Regions from separate parts of the Mus musculus genome. Here region 1 is linked to region 2. A link is a loop called in an ENCODE intact Hi-C map of the cell type or tissue named here. Cell type or tissue: gastrocnemius. All regions are shown on one strand. Links, peaks and the distances in the headings refer to the core of each region. The heading gives the core; the rest is flanking DNA.

Region 1 (2,911 bases), core at 92-2,591, 51 kb before region 2:
GTGCTTTAGCAAGCAATTCAAATCCAGTTGACATTTACTAGTGAGGACCTGCTCTGATCTCATGCTATGGTCCAGCTGCTGGCACACCGGGAGTTGCTATGGGTGTTCCCATTTGTGATCACCTGTGCAGTGGGTGGCAGAGGGTGTGGCTGCCAACGTGCTGCTTGTAAGTTAGTGGTACTTGTGAACTACTCCTATGGTGCAGGAATTAGTTATCCAGGGTCTTATTTGGTCTTTTAAAACAGTTATCACCTACAGTCTGAGCAAGCAGAAGGGGCTATCAAAACCAGCAAATCAAGACTGTGGTGATGGGTTGTGCTGAGAACAGCCACGTTTGCCAAGGCATCTTACCATGCTTAGCATTTCATGCTCACAGGAATGCAGGCTCTCAGGACTCACATCCAGCTCTCCACATCTACCTTAAAGAAAAGCAATGCCAGGCTGCAGGAGTCATTCCCAACCAAGGTTGCTCAGTTAAAGTGTTCTCAGTCCTGAGGCCACTCTCCCCAGCACCGAAGATTCAGTTTTAAACTCCAAGATCATGCCTTCTGCCCTTGATGTTGATTTTTATTTTTACTTAAAAAGTCTTAATTTAAATTTTTGTGTGTAAGTGGCTGATGTGTTAGAGTGCACAGAGACATGCATGCGTGCAAGAGAGAGAGGGGAAGAGGGAGGGAGAGGGGGAGAAGGAGAGAGATTATATCAGTACACGCACTATGATGCTCCCGTGGAGGTCAGAGGACCACTTTGTGGAAGTCAGTTGATTCTCCCTGTTTATTTTGTTTGAGATCTGTGGTCCAAACACAGGTTGTCAGGCTTGGGAGCAGGTACCTTTACCCACTGACCCATCTCACTCTCTTGGCACTGAGTTTTAAAGATACTCTGTGGAGATTCCGTGTAACTTGTTCTGACTGAAAGTGGTACTGGTTGCTTGGTGTCTTGAGGGATATGCCTCTTTAATCCTTTTTAAGCAGGATGGTGGAGATAGTTCTGGAAAGAACTCTCATTTCACTCTGTCTTCAGAGGTCTGGGGATTCCTATTCTCTCAGGGTGGAGCCTCTTTGGGGTTAGAGTTGACAGGACTTTTTGATGTCATTAGCTGTCACATGGAGGAGTTACAAAGCTTCAAGGCTCTTTCTGCATCTAAAAATATTTTGTCCTGATAACCATATTTCCTGGGATTCTCCCTTGTGACTTCTAGAAGTCATACAGTTGATCATCTTTTGGCTGTCTATTCTGTGCTGGCAGGGCTCAGTCCCTACTCTGGCAGTCTCTCCATGTTCTTCTTGCTTATAGACTGTGTTTGGGAGCAGTCAGCTTTGCTGAAAACCATGATGGACAAAAGAGATGGAAGTAGCCCCTTTTTCCTCGAGCTCCGCAGCTCTTACAGACACTTCCATCGAGTGGATGCCACACACAGGTGGTTCCTTTTAAACTTGAATCAATATACTGTAGAAGTCATGCTATTAGCATTGGAAATCTGTGGAGCAGAATGTGAAGGACTCACCCCCAAAGAACAACCCCACCCTGCACCTTGTGTTGCTGCCAAAATACCAGCTTGCTGCTCCGTTGGGGGAAGATAATCTTCTATTCAGGTCTGTTTTTGTCTCTGAGGGTCTCCTCTTGGTGGATCAATGCTCACTTACTCTTTTTGGACAGTGATCCCCCAACCCCCTTTGCCTTTCTTGTGCATTGGGATACTCTAGAAAGCTGTTTAGAGCTGTGAACCTTGCTGCCCTTCCTGTTTCTTCTCCCTGCTTGGTGTCCTTAGTTCTTTGCTGCAGAGTTTCTTGCTGCCTCACTGTTCATTTCACATCCATGGTTTGGCTTGAAGACAGCAATTGCAACAGCCATTGATGAAGCCACTATGTTATTGAGATTGCCATGCTCTGGCTCAGCACTACACAGCTAGAAAACCAAGGTTTTGCAGACCACACTGTCCTCTTTCCAATTTCCTGTGTGGCTCCTCACACTTCCCACAGCCTGGGCCCATTCATAATATAAGCCTGTGCATCTTCGAGATTGCCTTGGTCTTCTTCCGATCTGTCCGAAGTAGACTCTGTCTATTGGTAAAGTCACAGATGTTGACCACTGTTGGATATTAACTAACCCAAGATTTTCATCTCATACAGGGCAGTGAGAGGCTATAGAGTTAGCTAAGGATGGTCAAGTGTGACAGAGGAATAAACAGAAGAATGTTCATAACAGTCTAGAACTCAAGCCCAAACTGGTAAGGAATTAAAATGCCTCTACCAAATCTCTCGTGCTCGTTGACTATCAGTTTCATTTGCTCTAATATAATAACCAGAGCTCCTACACTATTATGCATGTGTAGTGTCTACCTGGTATAGGTTTACTAATGGATGTCTCTTATCATGATTGGGCTAATCAGTTGACAAGTCATCTTGCATGGATACAGTGTGGGCACCATCAAGCCAGAAAGCAGCAGGTTAGGATGTGCTAGAAGGAAGAAGAGGGAATGTGCTTTGTGCTTCCTTCTCTCTCCATGATCTCATCCATCCCAATGGCTTTCAGTGTCAGAGTGTGGGAAGGGACACAGAACCCACTCTGGGTATGATTCAATCCAAAGAAACTGAGTTTTATAATAGCTGAAGGGTCAAGGCACTGGGGGTTAGGAGCTCCCACTGTTAATCTTGGCTACCTACAGCACTACAGACCCCTAAATAAAGTGTCACTATAGGTTTTAAGTCCATGGGAAGCCAATACCACAAGCCAACTGTTGTTCCAGGAGAGATGACTCACCGACACTTGCCTGGAAACCCCTGTGGCTGTCCACTCTGCAATGATAATGATGTGGAGAACTCTGCCTTCAAATCTTGAGCAAGTGTTCTAAGCCACTGACAGGCTCACACCACACCGAGATACTTGTGGTAAATGTGACTTCAAGATC
Region 2 (2,911 bases), core at 245-2,744:
TGCACACACAGACACACACACACAGACAGACAGACAGACACAAACACACACACACACACACACACACACACACACACACACACACAACTATTGAGTCTTAGAAAAGAAGAAAACACTGTCATTCACAAAGAACTTGAAACTTGAAAGGTGTAAGACATGCTAAACAAAGCCAGGCACAGAAAGACTTTCAGGTTAGTCCATCTGATTGAAGTATATAAAACCATGAGCTAAAATTAATGTGTTTTTGAAAAATTTAAATGGATAATGTCAGGTGTCCTGTCACAATGACCAGAGGCCTAAAGCATCGTTATCCTACTTTTATTCTACATTTCGTTACTAATACTTTGACTTTAGAGTCTTTTAAATTTTAGTCCAACACAGCTTGCTCTTGCTGATGCTGAGGCTTAGGTGAGGCAGGAGCACACGGCAGATGGGGGAGTGAGATGGGGCATGGATGTGATCTAAATACATTGTTCTCACATATGAAATCATCAAAGAATAAATTAAACATTTTAAAGGGTAACAACGTTTTATCAAGTTCATAATATGGCCAGAAGTGGGCTTGCTCGATATTTTGTGCCTACTGTATTAGAGGAGCAGAACCCATAGGGCTCGAGAGGAGGGTGGAGACAGAGAAATGAAGTTTAAGGAATTGGCTCACAAGATCACAAGAATAGCGAGTCCTAAGTCTGCAGGGCAGGCTGGCAAGGTAGAGACCCAAGGAAGAGTAGGCTTCTGTCTCAAGGCAGTAGGAAGCTGGGTTCCTTCCACACTGGGGGCTACAGTGTTTTCTCCTAAGGCCTCCAACTGATTAGATGTGGCCAGCTTATATTACAAAAGGTTATCTGCATTGCTCAGTCTAGTTATCCAAATGTTAATTATATCTACAACATACCTTACAGTAGCATCTAAACTGGTGATTAGACAAAAGAGTATAGCACTATACCCGGTGAACCTAGCACATAAGATCAGCTATTGCACATATTCGCCTTTTTTAATCCTCACAACGGCTCCGTGACAACAGTAGTATAATCCTTGTACTGGGCCTAGGGAACTGAAGATAATGTGCGTCAACAAGTTGTCAGAAATAACACAGCTAGTTAACACAGCTGGGCCGTAGCTTTGGGACTGCTTGGTTCTGGCGCCCAACTTCAGAATGGCACGGAAGCTTCCTTCTGGAGCCTCTGTTCAAAACAGAGACTTTTCGAGGGGCAGTGAGCTGCCTGGTAGATTATCAGCAAAGTCTTTGCTCATGCCTCCGTTCAACCCTGGCGTCTTTGACAAGCTGGCAAAGCTAGAGAATCAGTGAGCCCAAGTATCTCACAAAACACCCCCTCCTGTCCCCCGTTCAGGAAGTTTCCGCACTTCCTATCTAGAGTGCCACCCCTGACTGGTGTTAGTGGGCACGCCCTGCATTAGGGGCAGTGCCCCCTCACTGTGGTTTCTCTCCTCTTCCTTACTGCACTTCAAAAGCACTTCTCTCCTAAGAGCACAGCCTGTCTGAGACCCCTTCCCAGAAGCCTACTCACTCAGAAGTCTCCAGGGACCACCAAATCGAATTTGGGGTTTCTGTTTTCTCCAACCAATCACAGTGGCTGTCTGAGAAACTGGCTCTCAGCCATTGGGAGCCAGGATGGCTGACCACTTCCGGAGGAGAGCCAGACCATGCATCAGCCACGGCTTCATCAGTGTCCGGCTTGTTCTTGGAAACATAGCGTCTAAAGTAAAGAGAGAAAAATGAAGAGAATTCTGAATTCTCATTAAAGAACTGTATGGATGATGAGCCGGTATGGAAAAGTAGACGTTTCCTTAGCCTCAGGCTCCCGAGAGAAAGATGGCGATCCAAGAAAGGAATAATGCAGGGGACGAAAGCTCACGGGCTCCAAGGGCCTTGTGGCCATGGCTCCTCTTGAGGGGACAGTCGTCCTCTAGAGCTCTAGACTTCACCTCTCCCCCTCTTCTTCTCCCTCCTCCGTCTCCGTCTCTACCCCACCCCTGCTTCTTTGACAATATTGTGTCAGAGAACTATTGTGAAAAGCCAGGCGAGAAAGCTCAAGAAAATGAGCCCGCCTCGTGCACACCAGTATCTTTCAGACCGTGCAACCCAGGCCATCTGCCATGTTGCAAAGCAGAAACCAAGTGTCCCATACTGTCTGTGCTGTGGAGGAATGGAGTGTTCTCCACTGTGCCAAAGGGAAACAAGGCAGATGCCCTGAGTTTTTCCGTGAAACCCGCATGCTGAGGGTCCAGTGTTTGCTTCTTTAGCGGGGTCTCAGTGGTGCAGGCAGAAGTTGTCAGTCGGCACCGGCTTCCTAGCAATGCCACAGCTGGAAGGAAGACAGATTCTGCTTCTCTCCTTTGAGAATTCAAAGAATCATGAGCACCAATAAGATTCAACTACCACAGGTACTGCCCGGAGCCCGGCTGGTCACTTTACACTTTCCATGAGAGACAGAGCTAACATATCTGAAAGAGAACCCAGAGGGTGCTGTGTGGTCTTCTCCAAGCTGTCCCTTTGGTCTGGACAAGTCAGATGATCCTCTCATCCTCAGAATAGAATGTCCCCAAGTCTTTCCCTCAGATCTGCTTTCATTTACAGGCCAACTCCATTGCTCTTAAATGCTGGTTTGCATTCTTTGTGTGTGACTGATTCTTTAAGAACCAGAATTTAGGCTGGGCAGTGGTGGTGCATGCCTTTAATTGTAGCACTCAGGAGGCAAGCAGGTGGATCTCTGTGAGTTCAAGGCCAGCCTGGTCTATAGAGTGAGCTACTAGGACAGCCAGGGCTACACAAAGAAACCCTGTCTCAAAAAAATCCAAACATAAATAGATAGATAGATAGATAGATAGATAGATAGATAGATAGATAAACAAAAAAAAGAAAAGAAAAAAAAACAGAGTTTAATGCTAA

What was found. A loop is a pair of places that touch in the nucleus more often than their neighbours do. Peaks named below come from ENCODE experiments on the same cell type or tissue, not always from the same donor. Only the 100,000 strongest peaks of a DNase experiment are listed, where the experiment ranks them.
Region 1: it touches region 2 in a loop (2.5-fold over the local background); 2 of 42 quality-filtered maps call a loop at or near these places.

Annotation. Positions count from the first base shown.
Region 1 is chr4:83,970,518-83,973,428 of GRCm38, forward strand. No RefSeq gene overlaps it. Among named protein-coding and RNA genes, the nearest start is that of 6030471H07Rik, 73 kb to the right of the region's middle. In gastrocnemius, for the core only: no CTCF peak of the experiment used is centred there; a DNase peak (open chromatin) is centred at 1,539.
Region 2 is chr4:84,021,141-84,024,051 of GRCm38, forward strand. No RefSeq gene overlaps it. Among named protein-coding and RNA genes, the nearest start is that of 6030471H07Rik, 22 kb to the right of the region's middle. In gastrocnemius, for the core only: no CTCF peak of the experiment used is centred there; a DNase peak (open chromatin) is centred at 1,588.